Regions from separate parts of the Homo sapiens genome. Here region 2 is linked to region 1. A link is a loop called in an ENCODE intact Hi-C map of the cell type or tissue named here. Cell type or tissue: heart left ventricle. All regions are shown on one strand. Each heading gives the region's core, and the rest is flanking DNA. Links, peaks and the distances in the headings are about the cores only.

Region 1 (9,390 bases), core at 1,823-6,822:
AGATGTTTCATTTTCTAGTTCTGCATTCTTTCGCTAACTGTAGACAAAATAAGTCATTGTTGAAGTCTTAAAATGTAGTTTCCTAAACATAGCTATAGAGTATATGTAGAAGCTTAGGACTCCTTAGCAAAGAAGGACGAAGAAATGCTTAGTTATTTTTCTCCCATCTCTACTTTCCTTAATTAATCCTAGGAGTTTTTGTTGATGGCCTATTTTTTTGGTCGTGAATTTAAAGGGATTTTTTTGTTTCACATCTTTTAGTTATTTAATATATGGGTTTTCTGTATTTTTATTTATTGTTCTCTGAAATAAGCTCTTCCATGTCTGAGATTTTGTCTTCTATGTCTATCTTTGAAATTTCCTAGCCTGGCGCTGTGGCTCACGCCTGTAATCCCAGCACTTTGGGAGGCTGAGGCGGGTGGATCACGAGGTCAGGAGATTGAGACCATCTTGGCTAACATGATGAAACCCTGTCTCTACTAAAAATACAAAAAAAAAATTAGCCAGGCGTGGTGGTGGGCGCCTGTAGTCCCAGCTACTCGGGAGGCTGAGGCAGGAGAATGGCGTGAACCCGGGAGGTGGAGCTTGCAGTGAGCTGAGATCGCACCACTGCACTCCAGCCTGGGCGACTGAGCAAGACTCCGTCTCAAAAAAAAAAAAAAAAAAAAAGAAAAAGAAATTTCCTGCATTAATAACCTGAATGCTTTGTATTCAGTGAATTATACCCACATAGAAATATAGCTTGTGTTTGTTTATTGCTTTGAAACATGCTCCCATACATTTTTCCATTTAACCTGTCAAAAGCACCCTGTTAAATAGGCATGACTGGTTTTATTGTCCCATTTATAGATGAGCAAAACTGAATATAAAAGGATATATGACTTCTCTAAACTCAGAGTAATAATATATAAATTAATATTGAAAACTCAGGATTTGATCCTGGGTTTAGTGCTTTTACTCTGCTATTGTAGCCTATCTAAATGTTATTGATTGATGACCTTCTAGAACTTGAGGCTTTTTAAATAGTGATACCAGGAAACAAACCTTATATGTGGCAATAGTTGCAATATAGAGCATGATTGTTTTATTTATGGTTTTTTAATTAATGTTGAATCTAAAGGGCTGGATATAATAGCAATGCTTATAAAAATTTAGCACTACTATGACAGCCTTAGGCAGCCTCAGCATGGATATTGACTCAGTACACGTCTGTGTTAAATCATTTTATGTGACTTTGGTCTAGAAGGTAAGCATTACTTGTACTTTTAGGAATTAAATTATTCAAGTGTATTGTACTTTTAAAACCAAAGGAAAAATAACTTATTTAATTTACATTCATTCAGTTAACTACTTAAGCCCTAAAAAATCGCTCACTGTTTTACTGTGTTCTGTAGCTCTCTGGTCATCAACCGTATTTCACAGAGTTTTTATCATTTGTATGTGTTTCTTTTATTGTGATATCCATGGCTATGGTTTATTATAATATTTAGTAATTTTCAAAAACAGAAGCGAAGAACGGTGTCTTTCCTTGCATGATATTTATTGAACTCATTCTTCTTGTGAGATACAGTTTAATTGCAAGGTTAAATATCATCTTTACAATCTTGTATGTAAAATTATTATAATACTAAAATGTAAATGTAAGTGGTAAAAACACATTTACAAATTTAAGAGTTTAAGTACTTTAGTTTTAAAACAATACATTATATGTTAAATTTTTTGGAAGAAAATCGTGTAGGGCTGATGCCTAGCATGATACAGGTTCTTATCATTTGTTAAATTATATGGCTGAATGGCATATGATAAGGGTTTTTTTTTCTTCCAATAATGAATTACATCATTTAGTAGTACCTCTCAGCAGATTTTCATGAAAATAACATAAGTTTAACACTGAATTGTACTGCTTATCAGAAATGATTAATTGAGGAATTATGCCTAGATGTATCCTATAATGCATAGATTCTGGAATTTTTTGCACTTTGGCGTGCAGAAAATTGGTAATTGGTTCAATAAAGTGAGCTGTACAATGAAGAAATTTAAGAGATTATAAATGGCTTAAATGTATAGGAAAAAGTATCTTATTTAGAATATGTCTCTAAGGCATGCCCTTTGTATCTCCAATAGTGATTAGCAAATAGAAGATGAAAAGTCATGGCCCAACTTATAAATGCCATTTGATGAAAGATAGTTCACATTGTAATTTCCATTTTTACTAAAAAGCTGCAGGAGTCAGGCAAGAATTACTTTTCTTGGTACTTGATCTTGTGTTTGTGAGGAAGTATTTAAAGAAAAATAGAGAAAGGAAGAAAAATTGAAAAGGAAAGAAAAACCTTTTCTCTAAAATGCACCTTGACAATGTAGGCCTGAATCTTTCAGCTCTGGCTTGTATTATTTTAACTCTACAATTATTTTCATTGTTAGATGATTGATGAGTTTAATAATTTAATAAAGATATTTTAAAGATTTAACTCTTTTATAAAACCAAACACTTGTAACAAGATTTAGTTTATTGTGTTGGTTAATATTAAGTTGGCTTTCTGTTCTTGTAAATGTGGCAGCAACCTGGTAAACATGAAGAGACAAAAAGAGAAAGCATGGAAGAGTGGAAAGAAAACTGATTCTATAACAGACCTAAATTTTGGTATCAGTTTTCACACTAATTAGTGTCCATTTGACTCCTAGGCCCCTGATTTACTAGTCTGGGAAAGCTGAGATCTTTTCAGTACTATTTCAGGACTTTGGTCACTAAGAAAGATTTTCCAGACACTGTCTCTTACTGGTTGTATAATGATCTTGGTGAAACAATTTTACTGTTATGCCTCCATTTTCTCAGCTGTGAGATATAGGGATCATCACAATATGATCCCTATATATTGTGTATGTTGTGAAAAATAATACATATAAAAGACGTACTAGTGCATAGGAAGATCTCAATCAGTGTTTGCTTTTATTATTGCTATTGTCATTGTTGTTGTCACTATGATTATGATCATGTCTGTGAAGCACCTTCACAATTCTGAAGGAAAATGATTTGGATCTAGAATTCTATGTCCAACCAAACTGTGAATCAGAATCAAGTGAAGGCAAAATATAGACATTTTCAGCCATTTGAGGACTGAGAGTTTACCTCTCATCTAGTCTCTCTTGAAGGAAAATTGAGAATGTACTCCAGCAAAATAAAAAGGAACCCAAGCAAGAGAAAAATAACAGATCCTAGAAACAGTGAAACCAACTCAAGAATGCAACACAAAGAAATTTCAAGATAACAGCTATTCAGCACATCTTGCAAGGCATTCATCCAAGTTTAAATAGGAACTCAGAGGTTTCAAAAAAAATGTAGATATCATTTGGAAACATCTGACTAAAGAAGTGAAAAACTCAGTGATGTACTAAAATTGTGTTTTTTCCAACAATGAGAAAAGAAAAACAATTACAAGCTCCGTAAAAAACAACAAGCTGTATAGGAAGGTGATAGTCCAAATATGAAACAGTAGAATATGATTTTGAACAACCGATGGAGAATTGACCTTGACATTTGGAACATACTTGTAGAGCAGTACAGTTTTAGTTCCTGTCATTACACTGATGTTCAATTATATGAATCCCATCACATTTATTGATTCTGAGCTTTATATATTTAGTATTTTAAACATGTATTCATTTTTAACTTTTGAGCTGCATATGTTGGAAAAATGGACTACATTATAACAGTTAAGCTGCTTTTGTGTGTGTTACCAAACCATTGTAAACAAGGTGGGCAAAAGAACACAGTATTGGCACTGCCTGAGAACTGAGGGGCATAGCTGTACAGGACTTGGAAATAATTGTACACACTAGTCAACCGAGGATGCAGTACTTGTAATAGCATGCTTCTTTTTATAACAAAGGGCTTTGACAGACAAGTTAGTCTTGCAAATAGCTAGGAAAACAGAAGCCTAGAATAGATGGCTGACCATATTCCATTATATTCATGCATAGTTACCATTATTGATCATCTTTAAACCTAAATGAAAGCAATATATACAAAGACTTTTGGAGGAATGTTGAATGTTGAGCTATGTAAGAGAAGCTCTAGTCAAAGATGGGGGCTGATTAAGCATTTAATAGTATAATGTATAGTGTAGATTTAAAATTATATCAAAGAAATTTGTTTAATTTTATTTAAGAAATTTGTGTAGGCCAAACCTTAAGAAACATCTCTCTGCTATCCATTATTTTGTTAAAAAACTATGTCATAATGCTCAAGTCCTATAGCATATTATTAACATCTCTTTAATAATTAAACCAAAATTCTAGGTCATTTTAGTTTATAAGCATTTTGTCTCTGCATTGGAAATGACTGTAGCAAATTTAATCTTAAAATATCTCTATCCTTACATTTCAAGTAGAACATTTTAAAAAAGTAAAATAAAGTGATTTTATTTGGCATCAGAGCTATGATTTCCCCCTACCCCACCTAATGCCAGTCCCTCTTTAAGTAAATACTTTTGTAATTACTTTGCCTTTGACTTCTGCAACTGAACTATATTTACATTTAATTTACAGCCTTTGAGGTATATAAATTGTGCAATTTAATGGTTTAATTGGCATAGACTTTTCTATTAGTTTTTACATCTAGTTGATTTTAGACAGCTAAATTTAGAAGTATTTACTCTTGATTAAAATATTCATGATTCACCTTTTTAGAGAGTATTTGTATGAGAATTTACTTATAACATCAACATTTTTCTTTTTAAATGAAAAGTCAGTTTTATACACATAGCATTTTGGGTTTAATGTCACAAAGAGAAAAACAGTAAATCCTGTGATACTTAAATTCATTATTGGGCTGATCATGTTTGAATCTCAATCCAAGAAGATCCTAGGGAAACTTGTAGCATAGTCTTAGATATTTATTAAACATTAAATTGATTTATATGCTATTTAGTTTATTTAACCTATCAGTGAAATAAATTAAAAATATTAATCTATTTTTAAGAATATAGATTAATGGTAAATTTTAGTTACATTACCAAATCTTAGGATTAAAAAATAGATTTATAGAATTACTTTTCATTTGTAACTCTTGAAGAAAATCAGTTAACATTCATTCTGTTACTGTTTTATAGTTTCCATTCCAGTTTGGCCAATGAGATGTGTAAACATGAGAATACCTATTTATTATGTGCCATAAGTACATATATTGTCATAGTTTAAAATGTAAAATTCCACATTTTCTAGATCTGGAATTGACAATTTATCTGAATAATTGTTAGCCTTTATAAACATAGTTTTACTGTGCCTAAAATAAGAAAGCGATGATATTGAAAGCCTGTGCTTTCCAACATATGGCTTCAATTTGCATTTCAATCAGAATATGGAAGTCATTACTCTGACATCTGAAACTGAGGTAGCAATAAAAAATTATCACTAACAGGACAGCAGACACAATTTATTTTGTGTTTATTACTGGGTGGCCCACTTGAAACTTTTCAGAAACTTAATTGATTCCAGATATTGGAAAATTATAATTAAATTATGACATTTATTTTAGATGCATTTAAATTAGCTGTCTTAATAGGATTGGTATAAATTGATTAATATCTATTAAGATTTATAGTATATATGTACAAACACACACACACACATACACACACACACACACAGACACACACATACATATAGTATAGGCATACCTCAAAGATATCATGGGTTTGGATCTAGACCACTGCAATAAAGTGAATACTGTAATAAAATGATTCACATGAATTATTTTTTGCTTTTCCAGTGCATATAAAAATCATGTTTACATTATATTGTAGTTTTATGTGCAAAGCATTATGGTTTGTTTTTTTTTTTGACATGAAATTTCACTCTGTCTCCCAGGATAGAGTGCAGTGGCGTGATCTCGGCTCACTGCAACCTCCGCCTTTTGGGTTCAAATGATTCTCCTGCCTCAGCCTCCTGAGTAGCTGGGATTACAGGCATGTGCCACCACACATGGCTAATTTTTGTATTTATGGTAGAGATGGGGTTTCACCATGTTGGTCAGGCTGGTCTCTAACTTCTGACCTCATGATCCACCTGCCTCGGCCTCCCAAAGTGCTGAGATTACAGGCGTGAGCCACCGCGCCCAGCCAAAGCATTATGTTTAAAACAAAGTACACACATTAATTAAAAAAAACTTATAGCTACAAGTTGATAGTGATATCAGGAATGATCAGGAAGTCATAATCTTTGGAAGGCCTTGCCCCAGTGTTGATGATTGCTAGTTAAGGTGGTAGTTGCTGAAGGTTGGCATGACTGTGCCAATTTTTTAATATAAGACAACAATGAAATTTGCCATATTGATTGACTCTTTCTTTCATGAAAGATCTCTCTGAAGCATGCAGTGCTGTTTGATAGCATTTCATCCACAGTACAATTTCTTTTAAAATTGGAGTCAATTCTCTCAAGCACTGCTGCTGCTTTCTCAATTAAGTTTATGTAATATTCTAAATTCTTTGTTGTCATTTCAATAATGTCCACAGCATAATCACCAGGAGTAAATTTCATTTCAAGAAACCTCTTTTTTTGCTCATTCATAAGAAAAAAACAGAACTCCTGATCTGTTCAAGATTTATCATGAGATTGGAGGCATTCAGTCACATCTTCCAGCTTCATTTCTAATTCTAGTTCTGTTGCTCTTTCAACCACATTTGCATTTACTTCCTTCACTGGTCTTGAACCCCTCTACGTCATCTATGAGGGTGAGAATCAGTGGCTTCCAAACTCCTGTTAATGTTGATATTTAGACCACCTCCCATGAATCACAAATGTCCTTAATGGCATGTAGAATGGTGAGTTCTTTCCAGAAGGTTTACAATTTGCTTTGCCCCAATCCATCAGAGGAATCATTCTCTCATCAATCACTCATAAAGCAACTATAGCTTTATGAAATAGTTGTAAGTAATAAGATTTGCAAGTTCAAACTACTCCTTGATCCATGGGCTGCAGAATGGATATTGTATTAGCAGGCATGAGAACAACATTAATCTTGTACATCCAACCTCTTGGGTGACCTGGTGTGTTGTCAATGAGTAGTAATATTTTGAAAGGAATTTTTTTTTTCTGAGTAGCAGGTCTCAGCAGTGGGCTTAAAATATTCAGTAAACCATGCTATAAACACGTGTGCTTTGTTGTTTCATTTATGGAACATGGGCAGAGTAGATTTAGGTAATTCTTAAGGGCCTTAGTATTGTCAGAATGGTAAATGGTCATTGGCTTAAACTTAAAGTCACCAGTTGTATGGAAAGTCAGTCTGTTCTCTAAAGGTTTGAAGCCAGGCATTGAGTTCTTTTCTCTAGCTGCGAAAGTCATAGATGACATCTTCTTCCAATGTAAGGCTCCTTTGTCTAAAATCTGTTGTTTAGTATAGCCACCTTCATCAACAATCTTGGCTAGATCTTCTGGATAACTTCCTGTAGCTTTTTTTTTTTCTTTTTTGAGACGGTGTGTCACACTGTTGCCCGGGCTGGAGTGCAATGACACGATCTCAGCTCACTGCAACCTCCACCTCCCGGGTTCAAGTGATCCTCCTGCCTTAGCCTCCCAAGTAGCTGGGATAACAGGTGCCTGCCACCATGCCCAGCTAATTTTTTGTATTTTTAGTACAGATGGGGTTTCACTATGTTGGCCAAGCTGCTCTCCTGACCTCATGATCCGCCCATCGTGACCTCCCAAAGTGCTGGGATTACAGGCGTGAGCCACCGTGCCCAGCCCTTCCTGTAGCTTCTATGTTAGCACTTGCTGCTTCACCTTGCATTTTTATGTTATGGAGATAGCTTCTTCCCTTAAATCTCATGAACCCACCTCTGCTAGCTTCACACTTCTGCAATTTCCTCACCTTTCTCAGCCTTCATAGAATTGAAGAGAGTTAGGGCCTTGCTCTGGATTAGGTTTTGGTGAAGGGAATGTTGTGGTTGGTTTAATCTTCTATTCAGACCACTAAAACTTTCTCTGTGTCAGCAATAAGGCTGTTTTGCTTTCTTGTCATTCGTGTATTCACTGTTATAGCACTTTTAATTTCCTTTGAGAACTTTCCTTTGCATTTACAACTTGGCTCACTGGAACAAGAAGCCTAGCTCTGGCCTATCTTGGCTTTCAACATGCTTTCCTCACTAAGCTTAATTATTTCTAGTTTTTGATTTAAAGTGAAAGACATACATCTCTTCTTTTCACTTGAACACTTAGAATTGCAAGGTTATTAATTGGCCTAATTTCAATATTGTTGTGTCTCAGGGAATAGGGAGACCTGAGGAGAGTGAGTGAGATGGGGGAACAGTCAGTTGGTGGAGCAGTCAAAACACACACAACATTTATCTATTAAGTTTGCTGTCTTATATGGTTTGCAGTTCGTGGCACCCCAAAGCAATTGCAATGGTAACATGAATGATAATAGGCCAGGCGCGATGGCTCATGCGTGTAATCGCAGCACTTTGGGAGGCCAAGGAGGACAGATCACTTGAGGCCAGGAGTTTGCCACCAGCCTGGCCAACATGGCGAAATGATGTCTTTACTAAAAGTACAAAAATTAGCTGGTGTTGGTGATGCACGCCTGTAATCCCAGCTACGCTAGTATCTGAGGCATGAATCACTTGAACCTGGGAGGTGGAGGTTGCAGTGAGCTGAGATCGTGCCACTGCACTCCAGCCTGGGTGATAGAAAGACTCTGTCTCAAAAACAGAACAAAACAAAAACATTAAAGATGACTGATCACATAACAGATATACTAATAATGAGAAAGTTTGAAATGTTAGGAGAATTACCAAAATGTGATTCAGAGACAAAGTGAGCACATGCTCTTGGAAAAATATCTTGGATAGACTTGCTCCATGCAGCGTTGCTGCAAACCTTTACTTTTTTAAAAAAAAAAAAACAGTATCTGTGAAGTGCAATAAAATAAGATTGCCTGCATATGCATATGCAGTCATTGTATGTATGTAGTCATTTGCATGACAAAGGACTGAAAATATTCATTTGAAAATGCTGAATGAATTAATAATTATAGTTAATATTTGAAATGGGGAACATTGGTGGGAAAAGGGTTTCATGTTATATAAATGAACTTATTAGTCTGTTTTTTTCTTCTTCTTCTTTTTTTTTTTTTTTTGAGACAGTCTCACTTTGTCATCCAGGCTGGGGTGCAGTGGTGCAATCACAGCTCACTGTAACCTTGATCTCCTGGGCTCAAGCCATCCTCCTGAGTAGCTGGGACCACAGGCATGCACCACTATGACCAGCTAATTTTTTAATTTTTAATTTTTGTAGAGATGGCATCTCACTGTGTTGCCTAGGGTGGTCTTGAACTCCTGGACTTAAGTGATTCTCTCACTTTGGCCTCTCAAAACTCTGGGATTTAACAGTCATGAA
Region 2 (9,390 bases), core at 1,494-6,493, 150 kb after region 1:
AAACTTTAACATTGAATCTTTTAAAAATGCAGATTAAGATTCAGTAGGTCTGGGGTGGGATGTGAGCTTCAGTAGTTCCAACACTCTCCCAGGCGATGCTAGTTCTGGTCCTCGTGTCACACTCTGAATAGCAGAGCCATAAGTCACATCAGGAAATAACTTCTGTAATTGTCTTTAGAATCTGTAATTTTAAGAAATTCCAGAGAATTTAATTCCACTGCTTCTCTTGGCAACCTATTCTAGTACCTCACAACAAGTAGAGTCAAGACGTTTTTCTCAACATCTTGAATTTCTGTAATGGGAATTTTCTCAGTTAAAACAGAAAATAGCTATTCATATAATTACTTTAGAAGGTCAAAGATTATCAGGTCTCTTTCCCCTCCCTCTTCCTTTCTTCTCAGCGCCAACCTCCTTTAATATTTCCTTATGTATATTTTGCCAAAATACATATTCTGCCTTGATTTATTACCCAGTTTTAACTACAAATCTTCTATGTGGGTTAGAAATCATGAGTCTGTTAATTATTTAGTAGATGAATTGATAAAATAGAGACTTTTCTTATCCAAAATTTCTCGTTAATTAATGTGTGAAACAAAAAAATTAGAAGTCTCCGTTTCTTTTTAAAATTTTGTTAATTGTATAAATAATACAGTTTCATTTAAAAATTCAAACAATGCAAAAGTATAAATAATAAAAATGGAAAATTCTCACCCCTTTATATACCTCCCTCTTTGTACTTCTCTCTTTTTAGTTCAAACCATCTTAACAGTTTGCATATATCCTTCTAGAATTCTTTTTTTTTGAGACTCGCTTTCATTTACCCTGGAGTGCAGTGGCACAGTCATGACTCACTGCAGCCTCAAACGTCTGGCCTTAAGCAGTCCTCCCACCTCAGCCTCCTGGGTGGCTGGGACCACATGTGTGCACCACCACTCCTGTCTAATTTTTTAGTTTTGTTTTTTAGAGGCGGGATCCCCTTACGTTGCTCAGGGTGGTCTAGAACTCTTGGGTTCAAGGAATCGGCCTGCCTTGGCCTGCCAAAGTGTTGAGATTGTGGACATGAGCCATCAGGTTCAACACAGAATTATTTCTATACATACCTTTGTACCTATGTTTATATTTTTAAAAATGAGATCACAAATTATATATTGTTCTGTAGTGTTTTTCTATTTAATAATGCATCTTCGGATTCTATCCAAATGTCAGTACATATCCTCATTGTTTTTAGGGGCTGCAAAAAAAATCTATAAATAAGTATTTAAACCTTCTCAACAGACATTTACACTATTTGCAGGTTTTCGTTGTTGCAAACTGTACAACCATGAACATTGTTTTTAAAATATCTTTGTGCTCCTGTTCCAGTATTTCTAAATTTATGTTACTGTTTATATATTATTGATAGGTTAGATACTTAGCTACAAATGGATTCGCTGGTTCAAATGTACTAGACATATTTAATGTTAATAGATATTGCCAGATTGTCCTCCAAAAAAGGCAGTATCCATGTATTTTCGCTCCAAGAGTGCTTATTGATTCCTACATCCTAGTTTATGTTGGTAATTTTTATCTTTTTGTCAGTCAAATCATCTAAAATGTAGGTAATACCTCATTTTTGCTGTACTTTGAGGTGGAACACCTTTTCATTGGTTTATTAGCCATTTCGATTTCCTACCTCTACCTATTTTTTATTTTTAAATTTATTGCTCTGATTTGTAGGAGCTCTTTACATGCTATTAATGTTTGTTCCTTCCTGTTATATTGTTGTATCAATCAGCTACTGTAAACACAACCATAAAATCTGAGTGGCATATAACAGCAAGCCAATTATCTGGCCAGCTCTGTTTCATGCTGCAGGTCTGTGGGGGCAGTTGGGGAAGTTCAGCTCCCCATATCTTCATTTTGAGCCGTGAGCGGAGGGGACAAAAATCTATGCAAGGAAGGCTGTCTTCATAGCAGTAGCATGAGATTTGTTTCTATTAACATTGTCTACAAAATATTGGATACATGTATACATTAAGTACTTTATTTCAATTTAGCACATACATATCTGCTCATTTACCAAGGCGTTTTTTGTGAGTATGAGTTGCCTAGGTGGAGTTCTGAGTTGTTTTTGTTATAAGATATTGTCTTTTCAAAGCATTCAACTCAGTTTTCATGGAAAAAAAAAACCTTTCTTCCTTTTTGTTTTATGTAATATGTAAGCCAGTTACGTAATTACATTAAGAAGTACAACTGACATGAACACATTTGGGGACAAATACAGCTGAGTCTTGACAAGCATGTAACAACTAATATGAAGAGAGGTGTATGTGGTCCTATTTGGAGTAGTGTTTTATTTTTGAGCAATCAATGTGCATATTAGAATATTTACAGAGAAAATAAGGAAACTAAGATAAATTTGTCCTATTTAATCTCTTAAATGGAGATTGGATACAAGAACTGTTACTGTGAAGAGCACATTTTGAAAATATTTGCTAAATTCTGATTCTTCATATTTTGTTACTGCAATATCATCATCACTGTCCTCTTCTCCATTCCTTTAGAATTTTTTCCATGTCTTAAAGCTGTCAAGATTTGGCTCCTACCATTTTTGCTTTGGCTCATTATTTATCCTAGTAGAGCCAGACTTCACTCATACTTTTACTCTAGGAACTGGTTGACATATTTGACATATGTCTTGATTCTTACGTATTAAAAGTAACTGAAGTTCAAAAATTCATAAACTGTAAGCTGATTTAGTGTTCTTTTTAGTCCAGTATGTTGCAACATTTCATAAATAAAAGTGTTATTCTCTAAAGTGAATAATACCAATACTTAAGTTTCACAGAATCATAGGGTTTTAGAGTATGAAGCAAAGTAGAGATTATGTAATAAGCATTGTCTATTTTCTGGTGAAGAAAATGAACGTGAAAAATTTTTGTAGCTTTTCTTAGATCACACAGCAGTTAGTGGCAGAGACAGAAGTGGAATTTTTGCATAATTTACTTTCAAATACCATTAATTATTTTAAAACAATTGAATATTTTGAAATTTATGTGAGGGACATGGCAAATAGACCCAGTATTATTTTTGTACTCGTAAATACCACATTGTGATGGCAAGCCTTTTAGAAAGGAAATATGAAATTAAATGAAAAACCTAGAAATTAAGGAAGATAGAAGTTTGGTAAAAAAATTCTTAATGTATATTTTGGATTTTACATATGACATAGTTTAAACTGTAGTGGAAATATCATACCATGTCATGGAATGCTTTATCTTTCTATTTGAAATAGTAAATATTTCTAATTAGTGCTGTTAAAAATTTTTGAAATTCCTTTATTGTGACTAGGTTTTAAACTAGAAAAGAGGATAAAAGCTACTTTGTAGTCAGATGTCTATGATCTCTGTCTATGTTTCAGTCTCTCTCTCTCTTTTTTTCTCCTCTCCTCCCCAATCTCACTTTTCTTTTCTGTTCTTTTTCTTTTCTTTTTTTTTGTTGTTTGTTTTCTGCTTTTACTTTAATTTATAATGTCTAGGAAGTAACTAGTAATCCACTATGGCACCTAACATTATTAGTCATGTCATTTTAAGTTTGACAAGTATGTAGATAAATGGTATTTTAGATCCAAATTAAATTTATGTTACTGTTTATATATTATTGATAGTTTCTTTTTAGTAGGAAGGAACTATACTTTGCATTAGCATATGTTTATAATCGCTCCTGATCTTTTATCATGAATTGATCACTTTTTCTTATGAAATGTATTCAGATATGTATTGAAGACTTATTTGAATGCAGTCTGTACATTTTAAGAATTTCAGCTGTTTAATCTCTACAATGTAGTTCCAGCCTTAAGCTCACTGTATATAGTCAGTTGTCATTTAAATTCAGTCTTCCAGATCTATGGTAGGTTAATTTTATCAATAAAGTCAAAAAAATCTTAAACTTTATTCTTTGTTTATTAGCTTTAAGGGCATTATCTTGCTTATAGTATTAAAGTTCATTTTGTTGAGAAATAATTGACTAGATTTTCAAAGAGACATAAAAAGAGATTGTGTGTTATTTTAAAGCTGTGAACTACTTGAAATGTCATGAGATGGGTCTGAAATTAGTTGTAGAATATAGTTATATTATAGGTTATACATTCTTATTTTCTAGAGTAAATTGGCCACAGTAATAATAAGCTACAATTAAAACATGAAACTTTGACATAAAGAAGAAATTGGAATGTTACTCACAGCTGTTGTCATAAAAGAGATTGACTAGAAATTTATTGTCTATTCACACTTAGATCAGCTCTTTTGGAAGGAAGAAATTTAGAGCTAGAACAAATAATATTTAATGCTCATTTTATAAACTGATAGTGAGAAATATAGCTAGAAGCCAAGATTTTTAGTCCTACACATCTGGTTGTGATGATTTTGGAATCTTTACACTCTGATAATATGTCTTTGTTATGATTTTAGAATATTTTCTGGCCCATTCATTAAGCAGATATGGAAGCAAGTACTGAGTCAGACCAAGTTCCTGTCATCCATGAAGAATACTGGACTCTTTTCATTCTGAAAGAGAACAATTCTTTGGATTGTTTCAGGGAACCATTTTACCATATTACATATAAATTGAGTCTATTACTCCTCAATGTTTTCTCTTCTCTTCTTTTTCCTCTCTTCCTCCAAATTTGTTTCTTTTGTTTGACTACTATGTCAGATCAAATTTTAATAAGCATCTAAACACTTCTGGAAAATAATTGGTATGCACCTTTTATGAAATATTTGAACGTTCTCTTAAAGATGAATTTAACCCAATCAGCCACCATTTGATAGCATATTTAAAGAAAATAAAAGAAACACTTAACTTTAAAATAGTGTTTAGGTGGCTTGTATAGGATGCCAAATTATCTCTGAGATAAAAACAGGAGCACATGGTATTTTGTATTTCATTTCATCCCTTAGGTCATAGCTTATTATTAAACATTGTATAGAAAATATCAGTGATCATTGTATGCACTGAGTCAATTTCTTATTGAGAATCTTCCTAGTTTTCTCATTGTTCCTTGAGATTCTGAGAAAGTAATTTAAGATCTCTTTACGTGCATATAATTTGTAGTAGTATACTGAGCTATTGATCTATTAGCCTTACAGCTAAAAGGTTTTCTTGAAATCCTTTCTGTTTTTGAACAAAGATTAAATGTTATTCATGACTCACAGTAATGAAAAAGGAAATATTTATTTTGAGGATAAGCCAATTTATATATTATTGGACATTGCACAGACCACCCAGGCCTGAAGCCTACTGTTTATAGTTAAGGATTTTAAATCTACATATGCTCTTGAGGAGCCAGAGTTATCTATATTACAACTGGAAAGTTTTGTGTCTGCAAAGGGTAATAATTTCATGTTCTCCACCCCTAAGTCCCTCACCCTTGGCTGGTAAAATTCCTGTCAAGATTATTTTATTTCCACAAGAGAAAAGGCTCTTTGGACCTCAGTAATAATAACATTGTGAAATTTCATCTATCAAAGGACTGATGTTTTAATATTGTTGGAAAACACTAGAGTCGTATTTGTCTTCAAAATCAGTTTGTTTGAATATATATGTATGTATATATAGCAGAATGTAGCTGACTTGTTTTTAGTGCAAATTTCTAGTTTCTTTGAAGGTTTATTTTCCTGGCCATCAAACTTTAGAATTCTTCAAGGATTGGTTCTAGTCTCCCTTATTGTCTCTCTTTTTTTCATTGTAAATAATTTATCCCATGCTTATAGCTTTAACTACTATCTAATGTAATAGGAGGGGAGAAAAGAGAAAATGGTGCAAAACAAAAGCTATCAGACATGAATGAACCTCCTCAGCTTCCCATTAGAAGGTCATATCTGTTAGCTTCTATGGTTCTCACTAAAGCAGGAGGCAGGGTCTTTGCTGAAAGAAAGGATAGAGGGTCAAAGGCCTGAAGAGAATTTATGTGGTTTGACGTACTTGTTTTGTATAGATCAGACTAAAATGACAGGTTTACCTGGGCTGTATTCAGGATCCCTTTGAGTGTGGTGATTATGTTTTGTTGTGTGGTTTTCTCTAGCAGTACATAGTTGCCTCATTATAGGCATGGAGAAGGTGATTAGTTTCATCTCCGGTTGGAGTTTTGCCAGGTGGAGGTGATGTAAGAACTGAGGAGAAAGGAGCTTAAGGTGGTAGAGTGTTTCCTAGGGTCATAGAATTTAAGCTGGATAAGGAGGATAGTGAGAAGAAAGTATTGGAAATGGAAAGAACTATGGAGCTAATGAATTGGAAGTGTCTTAAGAGTCCAAAGAACTCTGCCATGAGTGGTAAGTGAGGTCTAGTTATACATTCATATAAAATGTGTGTTATATTATTAACAAGTTAACAAAAAGCAATATTAGAATTTTAGTTCCTTCATGGAGAGGGAATGGATGAAAAAAATTATCATCTATTTATTTCATTTATTTAGATATATAGGAAAAGATAGATTTTGAGCTGAGAAAGTCCTAAATGATAAGTAGGAAGTCACTTTCTAATTTCCTTCTTTTACACAAGATAAGCATTCTAGCCAACCTTCTCTAAAGAATGGAAAACTTGCTGTATCTGATTTCACATGATTGTGGGGGCTTTATTATATAGCAAAAGAAAAACAAAAGTGTTTTTGTGAAAAAAACCATTTCACTGGAAAGGTATTTTTGTCCACGGAAGTTAATAGTAAGCATCAAATAGTTATGTAAGTTTATTTCTTTTTTTATTTGGATTTCGTGATTGTTTTTTGTGATACACTATATAAAAACTTCATGAAAGTATAGAATTATATACGTGATATACATTTCAAAAACTAATGCATGAAACTAAATGTCATGATCAGTATTCTTTTTTTTTGAAATGGAGTCAGTCTGTTGCCCAGGCTGGAGTGCAGTGGCATGGTCTCCACTCACAGCAACCTCCACCTCCCGGGTTCAAGTGATTCTCCTGCCTCAGCCTTCCGAGTAGCTGGGATTACAGGTGCCACCACGACGCCTGGAGAATTTTTGTATTTTTAGTAGAGACGGGGTTTCACCATGTTGACCAGAATGGTCTCGAACTCCTGACCTCAGGCAATCAGCCCACCTTGGCTTCCTAAAGTGTTGGGATTACAGGTGTGAGCCACCACGCCCGGCCATGATCAGTGTTCTTATTTCCCTGTAATACAGTGTGCCCTAGAGTACAGGATAACTAAACAAAGTCCTGTTCACATGTTCACTTTCAGGGGAGATTAAGTACCTACTCTTTTTTGCCCGGCCCTCCCCTTCCCCCTCTCTTCCCTTCCCTCTCCTTTCCTTTATTTCCTTTCCTTTCCTTTCTTTTCTTTTCTTTCTTCTTTTCTGTTTTTTTGAGACTGGGTCTTACTCTGTCTCTCAGGCAGGCACCCTCACCACACCTAGATATTTATTTATTTATTTATTTATTTATTTATTTATTTATTTGTAAAGACGGGGTCTCCCTATGTTTTCCAGGCTGATCTGGAACTCTTGGGCTCATGCAATCCCCCCACCTTGGCCTCCCAAAGTGTTGGGATTACAGGTGTGAACCACCATGCCAGGCCCCTGCTCCTTTCTAAAGATGGTCTGAATATGAATATTTACATGTCTTACTGATTATATACCCTTTGTCTATCAATGATTGCATTTTAGATGACTTAAATTTCTAACAAATGATTTAAGAATTTAAACTGGAATGAGATAACCTTCTTAATCTTTGTTTTAAGAGTGTATTAAGACCAAAATGTAAATCTTTAGGGTCAAGAACATTGAATGGATGCTCATAGATTTAACAAAGAATTCTATTTTGTCTCCTATTTGCTATTTTTTTTTTGGCTGCACAATTAGTAAACCCAATTTACTAATGTTGTTGATATTCTTTATTTGTTTTGTATGTTTTGTTGCTTGTGGAAACCTGATTAGAGCTTTTGAGAGTGTATTTCGGTCAGAAGTGATTTATTTTGTGTATTTAAGCTGGATTTCAGCTGTTTGAGGTTTTTCTCTTAGAAGCCTAAGTTTCAGATAGCATCTAGATTGAAAAGACAGTTCTGCTTAAGATGCCTATCCTAGTCTTTCTTAAATAGTTTAAATTATTTGTTTTTCTAAGTTTCTTATAAGTTTATTTAGATTTTTACCTTAAAAATAACAATTTATGCTTAAACTTGTTGTAGAGGTAGGATTATAGATTTTCAAAATCGCTTTTAAAAATGGCTAGTTTTTTTTTTTTGAAATACGCAATGCACATTTTATTTCTCATTTTTCAAAGCCTGGATTTCCTAATTCTTTTTTTATTATAGTCTTTTAATTAATAACAGCTACAGATATAAGCTTAGAGTTTCCCCCCTACTACACATTGTCCCCGAGGGGACAGAAAAGCATAATCTACTAAGAATCTTGTAATAGATTTCAGAGAGGAAGTTTGCTTTAGGGTTTTTTTTTTTTTTTTTATGAGGAAGCTTTTTTTTTTGTGCAAGTGTGGATTTCTTTTCTTTTTTTTTTAAATTATTATCATACTTTAAGTTTTAGGGTACATGTGCACAATGTGCAGGTTAGTTACATATGTATACATGTGCCATGCTGGTGTGCTGCACCCATTAACTTGTCATTTAGCATTAGGTATATCTCCTAATGCTATCCCTCCCCCCTCCTCCCACCCCACAACAGTCCCCAGAGTGTAATGTTCCCCTTCCTGTGTCCATGTGTTCTCATTGTTCAATTCCCACCTATGAGTGAGAACATGTGGTGTTTGGTTTTTTGTCCTTGCGATAGTTTATGAGAAGGATGATTTCCAATTTCATCCATGTCCCTACAAAGGACATGAACTCATCGTTTTTTATGGCTGCATAGTATTCCATGGTGTATATGTGCCACATTTTCTTAATCCAGTCTATCATTGATGGACATTTGGGTTGGTTCTAAGTCTTTGCTATTGTGAATAGTGCCGCAATAAACATACGTGTGCATGTGTCTTTATAGCAGCATGATTTATAGTCCTTTGGGTATATACCCAGTAATGGGATGGCTGGGTCAAATGGTATTTCTAGTTCTAGATCCCTGAGGAATCGCCACACTGACTTCCACAATGGTTGAACTAGTTTACAGTCCCACCAACAGTGTAAAAGTGTTCCTGTTTCTCCACATCCTCTCCAGCACCTGTTGTTTCCTGACTTTTTAATGATGGCCATTCTAACTGGTGTGAGATGGTATCTCATTGTGGTTTTGATTTGCATTTCTCTGATGGCCAGTGATGGTGAGCATTTTTTCATGCATCTTTTGGCTGCATAAATGTCTTCTTTTGAGAAGTGTCTGTTCATGTCCTTTGCCCACTTTTTGATGGGGTTGTTTGTTTTTTTCTTGTAAATTTGTTTGAGTTCATTGTAGATTC

The links. Hi-C counts contacts between places; a loop is a spot of excess contacts. Peaks named below come from ENCODE experiments on the same cell type or tissue, not always from the same donor. Only the 100,000 strongest peaks of a DNase experiment are listed, where the experiment ranks them.
Region 2: it touches region 1 in a loop (2.1-fold over the local background); 1 of 110 quality-filtered maps calls a loop at or near these places.

Annotation. Positions count from the first base shown.
Region 1 is chr11:87,111,003-87,120,392 of GRCh38, forward strand. The region is part of intron 4 of TMEM135 (transmembrane protein 135); the gene reads left to right. Among named protein-coding and RNA genes, the nearest start is that of TMEM135, 78 kb to the left of the region's middle. In heart left ventricle, for the core only: no CTCF peak of the experiment used is centred there; no DNase peak of the experiment used is centred there.
Region 2 is chr11:87,260,846-87,270,235 of GRCh38, forward strand. The region is part of intron 6 of TMEM135 (transmembrane protein 135); the gene reads left to right. Among named protein-coding and RNA genes, the nearest start is that of TMEM135, 230 kb to the left of the region's middle. In heart left ventricle, for the core only: no CTCF peak of the experiment used is centred there; no DNase peak of the experiment used is centred there; H3K27ac peaks cover 611 bases.